Linked DNA regions of Mus musculus: all the other regions are linked to region 1. Evidence: chromatin loops called from intact Hi-C (ENCODE). Cell type or tissue: left cerebral cortex. All regions are shown on one strand. Region 1 holds the start of Itih1 (inter-alpha trypsin inhibitor, heavy chain 1). Region 2 overlaps Stimate (STIM activating enhancer). Region 3 holds the start of Stimate (STIM activating enhancer). Region 4 holds the start of Mustn1 (musculoskeletal, embryonic nuclear protein 1).

The links. Hi-C counts contacts between places; a loop is a spot of excess contacts. Peaks named below come from ENCODE experiments on the same cell type or tissue, not always from the same donor. Only the 100,000 strongest peaks of a DNase experiment are listed, where the experiment ranks them.
Region 2: it touches region 1 in a loop (5-fold over the local background); 17 of 42 quality-filtered maps call a loop at or near these places.
Region 3: a loop joins it to region 1, with 2.9 times the contacts of the local background. A loop is called at or near these places in 4 of 42 quality-filtered maps.
Region 4: a loop joins it to region 1, with 5 times the contacts of the local background. A loop is called at or near these places in 13 of 42 quality-filtered maps.

What each region holds. Positions count from the first base shown.
Region 1 is chr14:30,942,197-30,947,196 of GRCm38, forward strand. It overlaps Itih1 (inter-alpha trypsin inhibitor, heavy chain 1), which reads right to left and starts at 1,093. Exons shown (of 22, transcript NM_008406.3): 1 at 963-1,093; 2 at 698-718; 3 at 264-430. The coding sequence starts at 1,070. In left cerebral cortex, a CTCF peak has its summit at 1,878 (motif pointing left); a DNase peak (open chromatin) is centred at 1,854.
Region 2 is chr14:30,864,262-30,869,261 of GRCm38, forward strand. Stimate (STIM activating enhancer) reads left to right here. Exons shown (of 8, transcript NM_028839.4): 3 at 168-263; 4 at 2,362-2,483. Among named protein-coding and RNA genes, the nearest start is that of Mustn1, 12 kb to the right of the region's middle. In left cerebral cortex, CTCF peaks have their summits at 1,238 (motif pointing left) and 2,965 (motif pointing right); DNase peaks (open chromatin) are centred at 1,230 and 2,972; H3K27ac peaks cover 2 bases.
Region 3 is chr14:30,823,495-30,828,494 of GRCm38, forward strand. Stimate (STIM activating enhancer) reads left to right here and starts at 2,100. Exons shown (of 8, transcript NM_028839.4): 1 at 2,100-2,396. The coding sequence starts at 2,237. In left cerebral cortex, CTCF peaks have their summits at 2,356 and 2,556; a DNase peak (open chromatin) is centred at 2,072; H3K4me3 peaks cover 1,718 bases; H3K27ac peaks cover 597 bases.
Region 4 is chr14:30,878,619-30,883,618 of GRCm38, forward strand. It overlaps Mustn1 (musculoskeletal, embryonic nuclear protein 1), which reads left to right and starts at 639. Exons shown (of 3, transcript NM_181390.3): 1 at 639-997; 2 at 1,999-2,131; 3 at 2,306-2,992. The coding sequence starts at 989. The coding sequence ends at 2,412. In left cerebral cortex, a CTCF peak has its summit at 2,923 (motif pointing left); DNase peaks (open chromatin) are centred at 751, 1,338 and 2,908; H3K27ac peaks cover 1,097 bases.

The DNA of each region.
Region 1 (5,000 bases):
TCAGTAGATAACCATAGTCACAGAGGCCACATCACTCACTGGATTTGCTCCCCAAGTCAAAAGCTTTGAAAACAAGCAGTCAGAGGCTCTGATTTTCTGTGTAAGGTGGGAGGTGAGACCTCTAATGGACCTCTTTCCTCCTACCCCTCTAAGCTGGGGCTGGCCATGACCCAAGTGAGATCTCACTACTCTGAACTCAGGCTGAACAGGTGAGTGGACACAAGTGGAGTAGAGTGTAAGAGTTAGACAGGGCACGCACGCACATGGCAAAGTCACTGATGAAGGCTGTCTTGGGGATTTCCACATCAAAAGCCACTTCCCTGGCTTTATCAGCATTGTTGACCACTTGGCTGGTGATGACGTAGTGGGCAAAGCGAGAGGTGACTTTGCAATTGACTTTCAAGCTCTTGATGGACACACCATTGACTGACTGAAGATAATACTAATAATAATTAATAATAATAATAATAATAATAATAATAATAATGGACTCTACCCACTCTAGAGCAAAGTGCCCAGATTCCCAAAGAATACACCAGACCTCCCAAGAAGACCCTCTTTCTTTGCTGGAGACATGAGGTCACATTTCAAGTGATGGGAGCCCCCTGCCTGTTGCACTGACAGAGGCATACAGGGATGGGAAAAAGCAAACCTGTAGTAAGGGCCCCATCTTGGACCCCTTGGCCAAATAACTTACAGTGTCCACAGCGTGTCGCTTCTGCAAAACAAAACCACCACTAAGTGTGAGTGGGGACGCTCAGGGACCCTGATCCATTTATTAAGGGTGGGAATGGGGTCTGTGTGCTCTCCTCCTCCACCTCCCTCCTGCCGCTGGGAGGCTTCCTCTTCAAGAAGAAATGATCAGTGGGTGAGGGAGGCTCATGTCCCTGATGCAGGAGCTGCAGCCCCGGGGCCCAGTGCAGGGACAACTGCCTATCTATGCTAAGGGCTTACTCACATACCTCACTGCCCCTGGGTCTGCCTGTTGCCAAGCCCAAAGCAGGCCTGGCCTGCAGAGTGAGGAGCGGCAGCAAGCACAGCAGCACCCGGAGCCCTGTGGCACCCTCCATGATCTCCAGGCTCTCAATTCCCCGTCACTTCCCTCAGACTGTTAGTTAATACTGTGCTGGACAAACACAGTTTAAACATTAGACACAGCGGAGGCAAATAGCAGGGTTTAGGGAATCAATGAGCTGGGACGTAGCTCACTGGTAGATGGTTTGTCTACCGTTGTTGGTAGGTGCCATGCACTAAGCTCTGGATTTAATTCCTAGGGGAATATGTATATATATATCTCAACATGTTAAGTGAAGTTGAAGAAAAAGTTTGCAGATCCTGGGTGATGGCTCAGCAGGTAAAGAAATTTACCATAAAGCCTGACTACCTGAGTTTGGAACTAACTCCCTCAAGTTATCCTCTGACCTCCACCTATGGGTTGTGGCATGAATGTACTTACAAACACACACACACACACACAGAGACCGAGAGACAGAGAGAGAGAGAGACGGAGAGATGGAGAGACAGAGAGACAGAGAGACAGAGACAGAAAGACAGGCAGACACACATACAGAGAGAGATGGTTGGAGAGACAGACACACAGAGAGAGAAAGCAACAAAAAGTGTTCATGGCAGCTAGGCTTGGTGGCACACACCTACAATCCTAACACTAGGGAGGTGGGGTCAGGAGGATGAGTTCAAGACAAGCCTCAGCTACATTGGGAAACCAGTTGGGCTATATGAGATCTTGTCTTTAAACATGGGTGAGGAAGGGTGCTGAGCTGGATCAACAGCGGAGAGGTCTTGCTGCCTTTCCAGGGGACTCAAGTTTAATTGTCAGCCCCTGTGTTGGGAACCGCCACCCCCTTCTGGTTTCTGTGGGTACTGCATAGGCCCACATGTAGGAAAAATAACTTTTAAAACCATGGCAGTTACTACTTTCTTCTTGTAAACAGGCAGCTCAGGGCTGTGGAAAGTCCCTGCCAGACTCCAGATTGCCCTTGTGTATTTATCTGCACTCCGTCAAGAAGGCTTGTGGAGCCCTCAAATGCTTCCTTTCCTGTCTCAAGTACCAGGCAGCACCAGTCTCATATACAGTTAACTTTTGGCAAGAGGACAGAGGCGATACAATAGAATTTCTAAGCTTAATGAAGCTTTTCGTCCAGAATTCTTCAACAAACTTTCCAGTCATGCTTTGGCCACAGATGTGACTGGGTGTTATGACACCCAGTGACACATTTGGTTCTGATGATTCGGGAGGCTTGGGGGAAGCACAGCGGTGACCCATGCTCCGGGCGTATTGCATCATCTCGCTGACCTTCTTGCTGGATTTGGAAAGAAAAACAGAAGTCAGCTTTGTCCTGCTCCCACCAGGCCAGCATGCTGTCACCATGGAAGACACCAATGGCAGCACCTTCTTAGAATCAAGGCCTCTGGAAGCCTCGAGCAGTTGTTCTTTACTGTCTAAGGTCTAGTCATGTGTCTCTGGGACAGCCACACTTGAACTGAGGTCTCAGGCTCCAGCGCCCATCATGTAGAGAGGTAGGCATATGCCCTGAGACACAAAGCCGGGAAAACAGAGTGGAGACCCCAGAGGGGAGAGTCCTCAGAGGCCTGGCTTGCCCAACAAGTGGCTCAGCTTTTATGTGCAAACCCTGTCCCCGACAATCCACTGGACAGCTGCAGTCATTTGGTTAGGTCACTCTATGACCTGGGTTGGGATGTGACCCTGGTGAGATGAAGGGGACCTTGCAGAAGAGCTGTTTGCTTATCCTGGACTTTGTCTCCCAGAGGCAGCTTCTGGGAAAAGGGTTTTGGCCTTGGGGCAGGGTGACCTTCTGACCTGTTTTCTGCCTTTGTGGAAGATTAGACAGGTCAGCATGCTTCTGTACATTTGAGGGTCTGTTTTGTTCTTTAGCAGCACAAAAAGAGCCTGGTGGGCTGGGCACAATGGTAGGAGCTGGGGTGCAAGGATGATGGAACTTAGTTGCCCTGATATGATCGGGAAGGGAGACAAACCAGTGGAACAGTGAATCCTAGGGACTGTCTGGAGGCTGGGGATGCCTAAAGATCTGTAGACCCTGGGAACTCATCTCCGTGGGAATCAGAAGGTGTCTGGGGAAGTGTGACACTTGGGAAAGTGAACATTGGGAGAGAAGGAACTTTGGCAAGTGATCAGGATCAACTGGATGGAACCAGTGGGTTCTAGTTTCAGTTTGTTGCTGTTACAAACACTAGAGGATAGGAGGGCTTGTTTTCAGCTGGTAGGTTACAAGGCGTCATCGAGGAAAGCCAGGGAAGAAACTCCAAGCAGGAACGTGAAACAGAAACCATGGAAGAATGCTACCTGGTGGCTCACTCATGGACCCATGCTTAGCTAGCTGAAGATTACCTGCATAAGGTATGGTGCTGCTCACAGTGGGCTGGGCCCTCCTACATCAATTAACGATCAAGACAACCCCCTGCAGACACTACCACATGTCAATCTGCTCTGGGCAATCCCTCAACTGAGACTCAGGTGGTTCTAAGCTTTGTCAAGTTGACAGTTCAAAAAAACTAAGACGGAGTATCTGTAGACCCTTAGCTTGTGGGATGGAAAACACCGAGGTGCCCAAGACTGGAATGCTGAGAGCTAGTTACTGTGGTATACATTTGCAGTCCCAGCTACTGAGGCAAGAGGATCAGTTGAGGATCAAGGGTCCATGGAAGCTTGGGACAGCAAGGAACACAAGCAGATTCTTGGCTGTTGAGAGAGATGAGTCATGCCAAATCCGGTTCACAGAAGGAAACGAGGAGCATGCTGATTTGGCTCCAGGGGTGGCAGGTGACAGAAAAGGACAAGGAGAGGGGAAAATGACCAGTGTGAGCATCTTGTATGCCCCATTCCATTGCTGTTCTCAACTTCCCCCAGGAGTCAGCTACTGTTCCAAACCCCATGTTTAGGATGAAGAGTGCGATTGGCCCAATCGTGGCTATGGGAAGAGGAGATAGACAGGAAGCAGATGAGGTTGCTAAGGATTAAGCTTGAGGGCCTGGGAAGATGGCTGCCTCCCATTCCTGATGCTGTGCGCTCTGCACCATGATGGACTGAACCCTCAGGCTGTGAGCCAAAGGCCCTTAAGTGGATTCTCGGCAGATATTTAGTGATGGCAGCAAAAGTCACTCATACAGCTGGGAGTGCAGCTCAGTGGCAGACTGCTTGCTGGGCAGCTGAGAAGCCCTGGGTCTAATCCAGAGTAGTGCTAAAAAACAAACAAACAAACAAAAACAAAGAAAAAACAAAGATGTGAAAAGGATGTTAAAAAAAAATTCACCATGCTCCACACTGTTCCATCCTCGTTCCCCGCTCTTCTTCTTCACCTCATCCATGGTCCCTATGGGGCTGGCTGTGTGAGACTTCTGTAAACAGCTGTTCACCATCCACATAGCATATGGATGTCTGCCTGCCTGTCTGTTGCCTGCCCATCCGTCTGTTCGTCCTTCTGTCTGTCCATTTTAAAGCACAGATACAAACAGCACCAAACCCTGGGAGACATCAAACCAGTAGAAAGCAGAAGTACTCAAAAGGAAAACCAGTGTGGACAGGACAGTAGGAGAATCTGGAACATTCTAGAAAGGGATAATGGGGAAGATTTCCCAAAGGACAAAGATGTCCTTTTAGGAACCAGGCAGTGGAGGCACACGACTTTAATCCCAGCACTCAGGAGGCAGAGGCAGGCGGACTTTTGAGTTTGTGGCCAGCCTGGTCAACAAAGTGAGTTCCAGGACAGTCAGGGCTACCCAGAGAAACCCTGTCTCAAAAACTAGCAACAACAAAAAGTTGTCTTTTTAGGGAGAAGTAAAATAGATGTTGTCTCAGATGGTGCAACTATTGAGTCTTAAAGAGAATCAAAAGAAAACAAAACATCGCCTACCCTAAACCCTAGATTACCACAATGGATTGTAGCCCTCCAAAAAGTCACAACATGTGAACAGACAGACAATATATCTGTGGTACTAAAAGT
Region 2 (5,000 bases), 78 kb before region 1:
CCTAGGTCTAGGCCCTCTGTGTGTTTTGCGTGGTATCCTTTGGTGTCTCCTGGCCTCTGGGTGTAGGGATGGTTATGAGGCTTGGCCACAGACTTGGTCTGTTTTCCCTAAGGTGGTTGCTGCTCTCCTGTCCGGTTGGTAACACTTGCTGGTTCTGTTTTATGCAGGTTTTTAGACACTTCCAAACAAGCCATAGGGATGCTCTTCATCCACTTTGCAAATGTGTACCTAGCAGATCTCACTGAAGAGGACCCTTGTTCACTGTGAGTGGCTTGTATTTGAACTTAACCTCCATTGAAGATATGGACTGGCCTTCTCTTCCCTTGCCAGCACAGCTCTCTAGCTTGGGGGAGGTACCCATCCTTTCTCCTCTCTCTAGTTTCATCCTGTATGTGCCTTCATGAGTTTGTACACTCCACTTTTGGTTGGTTCTCAGGACTTTGACAGTTACCTTGTGTGTTGGCTTTCTGTTCATCAGTCTAAGTTCAGTCCTTTGTCTTTCTAGTGCCCAAGTTCACAGCAGCCCCTCATCAGGAAAGGATAACACTCAAGAACGGCTGTGTGCTAGATGCAGAGCACACGGGTGTTTCCTGTGCTATGAGATGTTCAAAGTTATCGTTGGGCATCACTGGCCTCTCTGACACACAGAGCATCCATCTGTCAGTGTGGACTGCCTTCCACATGAGGTGCAGAGCAATGTGTCTGCTACCTTATCCATGCCCTAAAACACTTTACATCTTACTGGAGGAGGAATAGTCATTCCCCTAGCAGACAGAGTGGCAGAGGTTTCACTCCAATTCCAACTCTTACTTCCCTTTTCCAACTTCAAGTGGGAGGTACCAGAAGGCTATAGTACCTAAAGTTCACACAGTGCAGACATGGTGAAGCTGGACATAGACCAGTCTGTGTACTCTGTACACATCAGTACCCCCATGATGCTCTAATGCCTAAATGAATCCTCTGTGTTAAATGCAGAGTCAAATTTGGTCTTGGCTTCCAAGGGCAGCACACAGTAGGCTCAGGAAGTATTTGACAAGTATATAAGTGAATGCAAGACTGGATATACCCATTGTCCTTGTTATCTTTCAGGCTTCATCTCAGATGTGAACCTGCAGGTGTGAATATCCTTCTACACCAATTAGAGATAGTGTCAGAGCAGGACCCTCCTGCCAGAATGGAAACTGCTTTGGAAGCTGGGACTATTCTTTCTGATTCTGGTCTGAGAGTGACCCCTTGTGTCTTTAAGGAGGAAGAGCAAGCTGCCTGCCTCCCTCTCAGTGCTCTGGGTTCTGGGGACCAAGCACAGTATGCTGGCCCCGTGTTGCAGTATTATGCACATCACAAAGCCCAGACGGGGGCAGAGGTCTGCTGGTCTACATAAAGTGTCTCAGCCTTAGCAACTTGGAAGCTCCTTGAAGCCAAGTCTTGCACGGTCCTTGAGCTTATCCACAGGGAGTTCAAAGCCCTTTAGTATCACAGGGTCATTATCTGCTCCATGGCCTCACTTTCATCTTAGTCTGCCTCAGTAACTGGAGCCTGTGTCCAGTGGTGCTCAGCTGGATCTACGCAGAAGGAGGCTAGGTAAACAAGGGGCTTTACCTTGGTGAAAACAAGGTTATATCTCAGGAAAGTGGAAGCCAACCTTATAAGAATGGTCACTATTGGCATGCCTCCCCATGTTCCCTTCTCCAATCCTCTGGCCTTTTCTTGGGGCAGCAGAACTCTCTCATTGAAGTATAAAAGTCACATCTGGGACTATAGCTCTGATAGAACATTTGCCTAGCGCGCGCACACACATACACACAGTGCTAGGTTCCATCACTAAAAATAAAAAAATAAAAATACTGTTTGCACACGTGGTTACAGACAGGGCTGAACATGCAGCTGTGCGACCCTGCCTGATTTGCCTAAGAAGTCTCAGAAACCATTTTCCTTGAATGCCCTAGGAAAGTGGCACAGTTACACCACCTCCCTGGCCTGGAAACACCGGGATGAACAGAACCACTCGATGGACTTATTGTTGTCGATGGGGGTTTGTTCTCCTCGGTTCCCTTAGCTACTTCCAGGTGTGCTGTCTTCTGCTGAATCTTGGCCTTGGCACATACACTTGAAGTTTATAAAGCTTCTTTGTCCTTCTCTTTCCTGTTCTTCAAGTTTTTGATATTAGCACCTTTTCAGACTCCTGGAAATGGAAGCCACCATTCTGTAGTCTCTTGCATGTTGGAGTACTACTCTCCCTCAGTAAAGCCAAACATAGGCTGGGTCTGTTAGCCTTCATCTGGGACCCTGGTAAGTGCCACAGTGAGGCCACAGCTTAGTGGCTTTATTCCCTGACCATGCTGGTATGGCCTCTCTTTCTAGGTACCTCATCAACTTTCTTCTGGACGCCACTGTAGGCATGCTGCTCATTTATGTGGGCGTACGCGCCGTCGGTGTCTTGGTGGAGTGGCAGCAGTGGGAATCCCTGCGTTTTGGAGAATATGGTAATGTCCAGGGACACTGGGTAGGGCCTGCTGGGGACTCTGAAGTCAGGAGGATTTGGGCTGTTCACTGTCTTCTTGTGTGGACACAGAGAAGTTCACTTTAGGGCTTGAGACTCACTTTCCTAGGAGCTGGGAGCAAGTATTTCACTGCCAAGATCTCCATTGTGGGGGAAAAGAATTGCAGAAGCCAGGAGACAGCCCTTCCCCCAGAGGCACTTGGTCCCACATGCAGGACTGCAGGGCCACCTCGTCCTGCTGAGCTTCCCAAAGAGTTCATGTCCCCTGCCCACCACATCAGATAGATGGGAGCAGCTGTTGTTTGGGAAGGCTGTCCACAGTGAGGTGAAAGCCTGTCCCTCTTTCCACTACCATCCTGCGATTGTCCTGTCACCCGATTACTCTGCTAGAACGTTTGCCTAGTGAGGAGATCCTGGTGAGGAGCTACTCGTAAGGAGCAGTGTTAGGAGCTCACCACAAGAGGGCGCCAGGACAAGTGTGTACAATCTGGATCCACACTCCTTCCATGCCATGGCTCTGGGCCCAGAGACCTACTGTCTTCTAGGTGGTTGAAGACCTCTGAGAGAATGACAGTTTAAAAGGGCACATGATTGCTGGAGCTGGCTGGGGAGTGCCTTGGGTATTTCTAGAAATCTTAAGTAATTGTTTGTCTTCAGTGAGGGAGTATGAGTTCAGGGGAGGGCTTTTCTTAGCCTGTTACTTGATGCCAGTGAGTCAGTGACTTAAGATAGGGCCCAACATAGCATGTGCCTCAGGACTCAAGGGAAGGAGGCTTCTAAGATGTCCAAACCCATAGAGTTCTCAGCTTGCGGGACAGAAATGGCCACAGCACATGTGGACCAGTCTGACATCATTCTCATTTATAAAACAGGCAACTAGGAGTTAAGTGACGTACCTGGTCAGGACATGTTTGTGAGCTCTGTGTCCTCTGCATCAGGGGTCCTAAAAACTTCCAGGACCTCCACCAGCACTGCTTACCTGCACCTCAGCTATAGAGATCCCTGTGTGGAAGGCAGAGCTGTCAGATACACAGTAGCTGACACTGTATCGGTTGACTGAGAACAGGGGTCCGGTCTGGTCCCCTACACCACCAGTTCTCAAGCAAGTTTTATCTGCCTCCTCCCCAAGGATGGAAAGAAGGGAAAAAGGCAGTAGCTTTGTGTGAGCCCTGTCCTCTTGGCCCAACCCCTTAAACTAGTCACTGGTGTTGGGAACCAGAGTCCTCAAGTGTCTCCAGAGAAAACATCCCTTTGTCAAGGGCCACCCCAAGTCCTCATTCCCTGGACTGTCTCCCTGCTGCCTGCGGCATCGTAGTTGTTGGTTGTTGTTCTGCACTGCTGTAAGAAATCAACACAAGCTTAGTGACTTAAGACAACCCAAATGGATTTATCTGTGGTCCCTTCAAAAGTCCAACGCAGTTCTATTGGGTAAACACGAAGGCAGCATTAGGGCTGCGTCATTCTAGAAGTGATGCAGATGTTGTTCGGTTGCCTTGTCCAGCCTCTAGTTCTGTCTGGGTCCCTGGCTTATGATTCTCTCCCTCTGCCTTCAAAGCCAGCAGCCAAGTTCTCAAGGTATAACATTCTGACCTTCCACCTTGAAGTGGCCCTGTGCTTACCCTGAGTGCGTCTGGACACTCCAGATGCTCCATTTAAAGTCTGAATAGAAACCCTAATTCCATTAACAGCCAGAATTCCCCTTGCCTGGGTCACAGTACATAGCATGGGTTCCAGAGATTGGGATGTGGACATCTTTGCAGGACCATTATTCTGCCTTCTACACTAGGAACTCCATGTAGGCCTCACAGCTCTCAGGGAAATAAAGAAGAAGGGGTTGCTCTCAAGATAGCATGTTGGGTTCCTAGGAGAAGTCATGGGACTTGAAACATAAGCACTGTTGTTTGGTTTGAGGGGTGAACGGTTTTTGAGTCACAGGTGAGATCTGTAGTCTGATGACCAAGTTTCTCTTGCCCTGAAGACAGGATAGTGTTCAGTGGCACAGTATATCATAGGCTTTCCTGCCGGCTCATCCACGTGCTCCCTTCCAGAGGCTTCTCAGCACACACGTGTTCCTTCCTTTTGGCCCCTATTCCCATAACAGCCTGCGAGAATAATTTACCGGAACAAACCATGTCCCTGAGGTTGCCCACTACATACAGTAGAAAACAGGGCACACTGGCATGCTTACTGACCGTATTTGTCCTCTAGACAGAACTTCAGGGAGCATTTGAAAGACTGTCAAGGGAACAGAAATAATCAAACAAACTGTCACATGTCCACTCAGTCCGCCTCCAGTGACCTGTGGCCTGGTACACCGAAAGCGAGGGTATATCAGCTAGACACGGGCACTTTTATCTCTCGTGGGTGGTTTTCAACATTTTTATTTTAGTATAAAACAACAACAGGCCGTGGAAGCTGCACTGTACAAACTGAGAAAGAAGAGGAAACTGATGTCTGTCTTCTCCGTTACTCACAGCCTCCGTTCTAGGCAATGGAGTGA
Region 3 (5,000 bases), 120 kb before region 1:
CCTGAGTGTGCAGAGCGGTGTCACACCTGAATGTACAGAGTGATATCATACCTGAGTGTGCAGAGCAGTGTCACACCTGAGTGTACAGAGCGGTGTCAACACCTGAGTGTACAGAGTGATGTCACACCTGAGTGTGCAGAGCAGTGTCACACCTGAGTGTGCAGAGCGGTATTTCTCCCAGACTTCTTTTGTCAGCTGTGTGTGCAGTTTTTTCATGAACTCTGTGTCTTCAACTAGTAATCTCCCTGTGCCCAGCCACGGCCTCTCTTGCTTTAACACACAGATCCTCTGGCTCTCCCTGAACATGAGCTGTAACTGCTGAGTGCTTAGTGTGTAAGGTCCTTCTCGGACTTAAAGGGAATGATGGGACTTTACATTTCCCTTATACGTTCATTTAGTTTCACAATCTTTTTCAATAAAAAAAACTTTAAATAAATTTACATTTCAATAAATTAAATATACATAAGTTAAAATTCAGGTAAATTTACATTTGCTGTGTGCCAAATCTGTGCCAAGAGTGAATCAACACTAGCTCTGCCTTTAGAAAGCTCATACCAGGGGAGAGACCTAGCTGTCTGAACCAACATACATACAGCTGAAAGTGCTGGTGGAGCAGAGCACACAGAAGGTGAAGGTGCAGTGGAGATGGGCAGACAGGTGGCTTGCCGCCTAGGCAGCAGCTCATGGCACAGGGCTAGAGAGTAGTATCCATACCGGTGTGCGAGGAGACGGTAAGAGAAAGGCTGCAGAATTGCATTTCCTATGGATTGCAGAGTCTATATCCCTGTTAAATAAAACAAACAAACTTTGGAAAGCATTTAGTCCTCTTTGATAATTAGAACTTCTTGAGGAAATGTCTTTAAAGTTAGTATTTATTGTTCCAAAAAGATACCTTGATGTAGGTTAGACCTGTACCATGCACATGCCCATTGACATGCAGCAGACAAGTCAGAGCTCTAGGGCACCAGCAAGAGGTGTCTAGAGAGACAGCAGAGATGTCTAGGGGTCTGGGTAGTAAGACAAACTTAAATTGGAGTCTGTGCACACCGGTGGTTTGGAGGTAAAAAAAAAAAAAAAAAGAAAGAAAAGAAACCAGACTGGGTGTGGTGGCATATGCCTTTAGAGAAAGTCGGGCAGATTCTGGGCTACATAATGAGTTCCAGATGCTGTCTCAAAACAAAATCCGTTCTATTTGTAGTTGTATCTCAGAAGTGAACAGAGCAAGGACTTGTGCATGTTGACTTTGCACTTAAACTCACCCTTTTTATAAAGCGAAAAGTGGCTGGATTGAAGTAACCATTTAAAGTGGGGGTGGGGGACAAGTGTAGTGGCACTTAACTGCAGTCCTAGCTACCTCGGAGGCTGAGGTGGAAAGATCATTTTTTTTGTCCAAAGGTTCAGATTAGCCTGGACAATTCAACAAGACCAATCTCAAGCAAAGTAGCAAAACCAGACAGACTGGTGTCACAGACCTACCTATAATTCACTTAGAGTGCGTGAGTGTGAAGATCAGGAGTTCAAGGCCATCATTGTTTCTAGGTCCTTGTTTTAAGTTTGAGGACAGGCAGGGTTAAGAAAGTGCCTGTTTCAAAACAAAACCCCCACAAATTATGTTTGGGAACAGGGATTCACCCTGGAGCTTTGAATAGTGAGTTGAATCCTCTGGCTTTTGACCATGAAAGTAGAACACTCAATCCCTGGCGTGGGAAGAAGACCTCAGACGGCTGAGACTATTGTACTCAATACCGTGCCTTAGCATAATGTTGCCTCAGGTTCTGGACTCCACTTCCGAAGTAGTGAACCGAATCTGAGGGCAGAATGTAGGAGTATTCTTAGGAAATTGTCCAGGGCATTTATAGATTTGCCTTGGAGGGGAAAGGGATTTAGCAACAGACTCCATCACTGTCCCTGACACTGCTCTCATGACCTAGAACACAGGGCTCTGGGGATTCCTTTTACACAGTCTGGCTCACCTGCTCTACCTACCTGCAGAGATTCTCCTCCAGCCCCGCCCCTAGCCCTGGCTAGAGCCCCGCCCCGGAGGGAATCGAAGCCCGCCTCACGCCTGGCTCAACCAATCAAGCTCTACGATCTCGGACGTCGGGTTACGCGCGGCGCGGAGGCGGCCGCGGGCTGAGATACCGGCACCCAGCTCCAGGTCCGGGGTCGCGGCTGGGCAGCGCGACCCGGGCTGCAGCGAGGCCGGCGGCCCCTCGCGCCCTCCCGTCAGGCCGCCATGCAAGGCCCGGGAGGGAACGTGAGCCGCGGATTGCCGAGCGGGCCGGCCTCCACGGTCGCGTCCGGGGCGGGCCGCTGTGAGAGCGGCGCGCTCATGCACAGTTTCGGCATCTTCCTGCAGGGGCTGCTCGGCGTCGTGGCCTTCAGCACATTGATGCGTGAGTCCGGGACCCCAGCCCCTCCCCGTCCCCACGTCGACCGCCGCAGTCCCAGCCCCACCCCGGGGACCCTCCTGCCCTTAGAGTTCCGGCCTGGGCACCGGGCCCTTGGGCTGCGGTGCCTCCCTCTCCCGCGAGACGGTGCTGGTTATTCGAGACTAGAAGGGAGTCCGGGACCCTGGGCTGAGAGCTTTTGGCCAGGAGTGACCCTGCCCCTCACCACCTCCACCTTAGACCTGTCTCTTGTCTGATGTCAGCCTAAATCTGGTCCCCTCCCACTTTGCCGTCGCAAATTAAGGTTACCTCACTTTTCGGTATGGACCGAGATTACCCCCCCCCCCCCATAGCTTCTTCTCAGGGGCTCCTCGTAGCCTTCCTCCCCTTGGCTCTTAGACCCCCACACCCTTAAGTGTCTGCTAGCCTAATGCTGGGCTCCTCTCTGAACCTTCACTCCCAGTGTTTGCCCTCTCTGTTGGGTGTGGGGAGACTCACCCACACCCACCTGTAGTGTTAGGGCAGTGCAGTCGGTGCTCCCACATTGCTGCGCGACCCCCAGCCCTACTCCCTCTATTGTTCAGGGAAGATCCTCTCTGACTGCCGCGGTACCCACATCCCAGCCTCCCTTTTCACCTGTTCAGCTCTGTCCTGAGCTTTCCCAATTAAGTTGTATCTGAAGTTTCCGCTTGCTGTTCTTCCAAACCACGTTTGTTATTTACATTTTTAAATTTCCTCTTTTTTCGTGAAACTCTGACAACCCTCCTGGTTGACTTGATGGAGGAGGCTAGAGGCTCCGGGAAAGTCTCAGAGGCACTTCTTGGGGAGTTTTATAGTAAAGAAGGAAGTCACAGATGGCCCTTGTTGCCCAATGGGGGTTGGAGGAAGGGTCATATTTGCCCTTGGGTTGGGAGGTTGTGCTGTTTCTCTGATGGGCACATACACACACACAGACACTAAAGGATGGAGTTCTCTTGGCACGTAGACCTGAGAGTGTCCCTGTGATGTGTTAGAGAGGAGTTATAACTAAGCTATTATATAGAGGCATTAATTCCAAAACTGACATGTTTTCACAACTGTGCTCTGTGGGCAGAATGGGGAGTTCCAGCAGGATGTAGTCTTCACTGGGGGTGGGGGTGTCCTGCTGCAGCTCTGAATGCAGATGCAGTAGGGTTATCCTTGCTTATTTATAACAAGAGGTTTCTTTGGGCAAACTCGCCCAGGCTTCAAGCGACCCTGGATAGCCCCTGATTCTGACCACTATTTCTTTATGGCTGCTTGGTTTTGAACAAGAAGTGCCCAACTTGCCACTGCTTCTTTGCCATTTTCTCTGCTGAAACTAATGTGTAGTTGTTCTCAAAATGATAGTTTGTGACAACTTAACCAGAATCGGTTGCTGACAGGTGCAGATTCTTTTGTGCCTGTGTTTTCAGGATACTATGAATGGGCTTCTGCTCCTTCCCACTCTTCTCTCCTCCAGCCACTGTCTTTTTTCAAGAAACTATAGGCTTCATTTTTATTATGCAAAACCTGGGATTTTGTAGTGTGGAGCTGACTGTTCTCATGGATTTGATTTGTGTGACTCCCAGGCTCACTTGTGATTCAGAGAGGGACATGCCATTATGTCAGGACAGAGTTGCTCACCGATGAGAATTGTCAGGGTAGATTTGTTCAGAGTGGTGGTACTGGCCCTGCAAGTCTTCGGGGACTCACTTCCTCACTGAATCTTCAGTGTGAGTTTATGCACACATCCCAGGGTTGCTAAGGACTTCCTGCGAGCATATATTAAGTGAGAAAGTCCATTCCTGTGCAGAGGAAGGCTCGATATGGAAGGGCTTCATGATCATGGCAGAAGGCCCTGGGCCAGTGAGTGGTAGTGTTATGTACAAGAGATGAGATGGCCACAACTGGGTCTATCCTGTAGAGCAAGCCAAGGTGGCAGGACTTTTGTACTAGATCAGGAGGCCTCCTGGGCTGCAGCCCATTTGGGAAGCACCTTTCATATGGCTTAGATTTCTTGGTCCTGTTGAAACAGAACTATAGGGCTTTTCCCTTTTGAATAGCCAGGAGGAGGGAGGAGGGAGGAATTCTTTTTTGGTTTTGGGGTTTGGGTTTTGTTTTCTTGTGTTTTTTGTTTGTTTGTTTGTTTGTTTTGTTTTGTTTTGTTGGTTTTTTGAGACAGGGTTTCTCTGTGTAGCCCTAGCTGTCTTGGAACTCACTCCATAGACCAGGCTGGCCTCGAACTCAGAAATTCACCTGCCCCTGGCTCCCGAGTGCGCCACCACCTCCACCCAACTGAGGGAGGAATTCTTAAGGGGCCAATTTATACTTTTGGACTGGATTTTTGCTGGGGAAGTACATCTGGCCGCTGTCAGACTCTGTCTTCCTGGTCACAAATATGTCTGGCTGAGCTGCTGGAGTCAAGGGCCAGCCTTCTGGGCCAGAGCCCAACTGGAAGTTCCTGAAGAAGTGGGGTGGGGGGGGGGGAAGCACTTTCCTCTGGCAGTCCTCTCTTTATGGTCTTCAGGCACATTCTTCTGGACAATTTGAACCAACAGTGTTGTCTGTACTCTCTGAGGTCTTTCCCTTTGCAGTACCGTGTCCTCTGAG
Region 4 (5,000 bases), 64 kb before region 1:
ATGTCCATTGTAGACGGGAGGGAGTGGAGAGAAGTCTAAGACAAACCTCCAACCCACATCTACCACAGCCCACCTCAGGCTTAGGGTCCCTGCATTGCCACCAGTGATCTTTCCATGCAAAGATGAAGTTAGTGGTGGGTGCTAAATGATTTTCCAAGGGAGCTCTACTCTTTACTACAGCTTAATAGCTGAAGTGGCATTCACCCCAGCCCTCTAAAGTCCTGCCAGCCAGCTTCCAAGTGTCCATCTTAGACAGAAGCCCTCTATAGGCCTTTACTAGCAAGCATGGTCTCCTCCGGGCCTATACTGTACCTTGCTTTGTCTCTTTATTAAACTTGTCCCAGGGCTGGCTAGAGGACCAGGACACCAACAAGACTGTGATATGGCAGCTCCACAGGGTCTCGGCCTTCCTGGCTACTCACTCTGAGTTGGCTGTGCTCACCATGAGGAAGTGTTTCCAAGCAACAGAAAGGAAGTTTCTCCCCTGCTAATGTGCTGGGATGGAAAATCTATTTCCAGTGGAATCCAGGAGTAGAAGAGAAAGCTAAACAAACTCAGAGCATCCACCCTTGTTCAGGGCCCTCCCTCTCCTCAGAGACTTCCCCTCCCACCCCTGCCACTGGGATGGGTTCTTGCAGTCAGCCTGGGCAGGCTGTCTCACACATTCCAGGGTTCACATTCATAAACACAGTCTGTGAACAACAGTGCCAACACCTCCCACCGTCGAGTAAGCAGCTGTCCCCAGAGATGCGGGGTCCCCGCGGCCATCTCCTCTCACCAGGGCAGCTGCCCATCATCGCCAAGAATAAACTCCAGCTAGTCGCTGCGTGGATCTGAATCATCTGAGAGCTTCCAAAGGAGGGGAGTGACTACCCAGGACGCACAAGCAGACTATATAAGTTCCCAAGGGTTGGGCCTCACGCAGATCCTTTCCTGTGGCTACTGCCTGCCAGAGAGCTACCAACAGCGAGCTTGCTTGGCATCCAACATGTCCGAGGTAAGGAGGCCCAGAAGGGACTAGTTGGTGCCAAGGAAGTTGCGAGGGCAAGGCTGGACACTAAGTAGTAGTGCCTGCTCTGAAGTAAAAGCCAAAGCTAAACAGAAGCACCGTGGCCCTTCCAGGCTGGCCTCTGGACACCCTGGGTCTCACCAGGCTCTGGTGAAAGGCCTTGACACTTCAGGCGTGTGAGGGGTTGGAGGTGGGGAGTGCCTATATAGAACTGTGCGCCTTTGTATGGAGATGAGGGAGCTAGCCTTGCTGGCTTAGTGTGTCCTGATGTGTACACATTTGTAATCTGGAGGAAGGATGAGGGGCGGAGACTGTACCTATAGATCTGTCTGTCTCCCTGTGAGGGTGTGTCTGCAGGCCTGCGTTTCCCTGGGAGCTCAGCCCAGGCTGAGTGAGGGAATCCTTGCACCTGCCTGCAGGGCTTAAGAAGGAATCAGGTGTCAGCCTCACAGGCGCCCGCCCGGGTGGTAGAGAAGGGTGAGCACTAAATCTGGCTTTCCCGGCTCTACTGGGCAAGAACAACAAGGTCATCCTTGCTCCTTTCTCCATGGCTGTCTACCCCGATCCCTCCCCAAACACAGTAAACATCAGTGGTTTTGTTTTAGGGAAAGGGGGGAGGGGCAGTCTTACGGACTTCACCACCTCTGTGAACAGATCTTAGAATTCCTGAGATTACCAAGGGCTCCTCAGTCTTAGAGTTCATCTTTTTGCTCTCCGCCCTTGTGTCCAGTCCTGAACTCGGCCTGACAAACAGGCCAGTGTGAGGATGCAGTGGTCACCACCCCCAGGAGTTCCCTCCCTGTCTGTGGGGAAAGGTCAGATGTCCAAGTCAGGCTAAGAAGGCAGGGAGGTGGCGGGGAACTTGCAGTTGGGAGAGGAGTGAGCTTTGAATCGGCTTAATTCGGAAGCCTGGGAAGGAGGAGCCCCCGCCAAAGTTGGGGGGTCTTCATCTCAAGGCATTGAATTGTAAGGCTCTCGACTTTTCCAAGGCTGGCACTCCTGAAGGCCCCATCAAGAAGAAGCGGCCCCCTGTGAAGGAAGAAGACCTGAAGGGGGCCCGAGGGACCCTGGCCAAGAACCAGGACATCAAGTCTAAGACATACCAGGTCATGCGGGACTACGGTGAGTGTCCCCCGGGCATGTGGTAGAATTGGAGACACAAGCATCCCCCGGTGGTAGCTAAGAGGTGTTGAGGGTCTCTGGGCATAGGAGGGGCTGCACACAGCATAGGGAGCCCTGCCTCTGAGAAGACCAGTTTAGGTCCCTGATGTCACCTCCTCCATCTCTTGCCTCCAGAGCAAGCCGGCTCAGCTGCCCCATCTGTATTCAGCCGCAACCGCACAGGCACCGAGACAGTCTTTGAGAAGCCCAAAGAGGGACCAGCCAAGAGCGTGTTTGGCTGAGACATGCACATTGCACCATCCACCCGGACACAGGAGCCTCCCCACGAACTTTTTTTTTTTTGTAATGCTGGAAGATGCCTTTCCTCTGCTGTCTCTTGAACCATCATGACTCCCACAACCCTAGCCCTTGGAAACACCAATAAAGAGTATGCCCAATGTCCCCAACCTTGGGACGTTGCCATGGCCGCTACCTGCAGAAGAGAGGGAAGTGTGGGGACATAGCATATCTGGTGCCCTTCCTGGACTCTGAGGTGGGACAGGGAATAATGTGTGTGCTCTCAGAACCACTGAGGTGTTCCAGGCAGAGCCTTAGCCGTGGAGTCCTGGTGCGGACTTTCTGATGCGTGTAGGAGACAGTTCTTCCTAAATCTCTGTTTTAGGCTGGGAAGATGGTGCCATAGCTAAAAGTACTTGCCATTTCTTTAGAGGACTCTGGTTCAGTTCCCAAATATCCTCATGGTAGCTCATAACCATTGAACTCTGCCACCCTCTTCTGGCCCCTGCGGGCATTGCATTACGTGTGGTATGCCTGTAGTCAAAATACTCACGTACCTAAAATAAAAATGAAATGGAAAAGTAACCTTCGGTTTCCCATCATGCACAGCAGGAGAGTTGAGTTAATGTCTATGGCATAAAGCAGGTTTCAGTAACAGAGAGACCTTGTTGGAGGCCGAGCTCCCTCTGCCTGCCTCAGAAGGTGCTGCAGTGTTTCCAGGGTCCTCCAAGCCCATTATCCTTACTCCTTTGCCCATGGTGTCTCTGGACTGTATGTCTCCATCTCAAAGCCCAAACTAGGTGTGGTTCCTCTGGCCAGTGGCCGTGAGTTTCCAAGACTCCTCAGCAACCATGTCCCGCCCCCCAGCATGGTGGCCGGGGTATGAGAACACCAGGTTCCTAGCTGTGTGCCATCTGTCTCCTCAGACCTGTGTCCTATGTCTGCTGTGTCAGGTTGAGGAAGCTAAAAGCTTGCCCAGTTAGAATGGCAAGAACACAGGCAGGCCAATAATGGCTCCTGAGAGCAGACCTACAGGGCCTGGCTCATGGATGACTCCTCCTGAGAAGCTCCTGTGACCCCTGGGCAGGTAGCTCTGGCTCCAGGCTGGGCCTATCCTCTGGGTCCCAGAGGAGCAGACGTCTTGTGGGGACAGAGCCAGCACTTGCTCACTGGACCTCTTAATAATGTCCTTCCCAGCAGAACTGTGTACTGTCCAACCCCACTCCCATCCAGAGCCTGGAGGGTGAACGGACACACAGGAGTGTGGCCTCTGACCATAGCCTTGCAAGGGAAGGCAGGGTTTTCATAGAAGCAACAGAAATTTCCTCAAAGTTTCCAACGCCCTGTCCTAGGGACAGATGCCACCAGCCTTGAGGTAAACCACACCAATGAAGACAACACACCAGTAGCTGGCCACACTTCTGGGTCCGTAGACTCAGGAGTGGACTTTCCAGGGCCACCAGAGGACACCAACTCCAGCTGCATCAAGTATTCAATATTTGTTTGCTTTATTACAGTGTCTATTATTTTAAAAAAAAAAAAGTACTTAGTGGGTGAGGGTAAGGTGTCCCCCACCTCTACCTCATCCTTTGAAAGTTACAGCAGGCAGGAGAAATGGCTCTGGACTCATGAGAGAGGGAGAGCTGGCTCTGCCCTCACTAGCTACAACACTCCAGAGATCAGACCCCTGCACCTCTCCTGAGCACTGCAGTACAGCTGACCCTGGAGTGGGGGTGGGTCGCAGGTGAGCAAGCCCAGAGGGTGTGAGCATGGGAGCCCTGCCACTTGTCTGACATGTGGTGGCATGGGCAAGGGGAAGATGCCACCCTTTGACCCTTCCCACCTATGGCAGGCGGGAGAGTTGGCCCCAAGGTCATGGGAGCTAGAGAACTAGCCTTGTGCCTCATCTACTGCAGCATTTGGGAGAACAGGCCCTGCCCCTTGCCTGCACACCGCAAGAGAGCTGGCTCTGCTGGAGAGCATGAGACCAGGAGAGCTGACTGTCCTTGCTGGCTGTGGCATTAGGTGAGCTAGCCCGGGCAGTGCTGGAGAACTCGCCTTGTGCTGTGGGTACAGGAGAGATGGAGGGTGGACCAGCTCAGCTACCACCCAAGCCCAGATCTAGGGCTTTGAGTTGGCCCATGCCAGCATCTCCCCCATCCATGAACTGCCGGAGCGTGTGAAGGGGCTGGTCCTACAGATAAAGATGCAGGGTCTCCAAGACACAGAGCCACAACAGAATTTCCAAGAGGAGTCCCTCTCAGGGGATTCAGTATTTATAGCATAGCAGGAGCCAGAAGCCTCCAACGGGACCAATGACTCATTTCAGTGAACATCTCCAAGTAAAAAAGTATAAACAAAAGAGTATACTGTGGGACACAGTCACACATTACAGCTTTGACAACAAGATTTACCCACTTTGGGCTGGAGGTTTCAAGGGCAAAAGGTAGTGGGGAGATGAGTGGGATTGGGGTGGGTGATGTGAAATTCACAAAGAATCAACAAAAAGTTAAATTAAAAAACAAAGCCGGGCAGTGGTGGCGCACACCTTTGATTCCAGCACTTGGGAGGCAGAGGCAGGTGGATTTCTGAG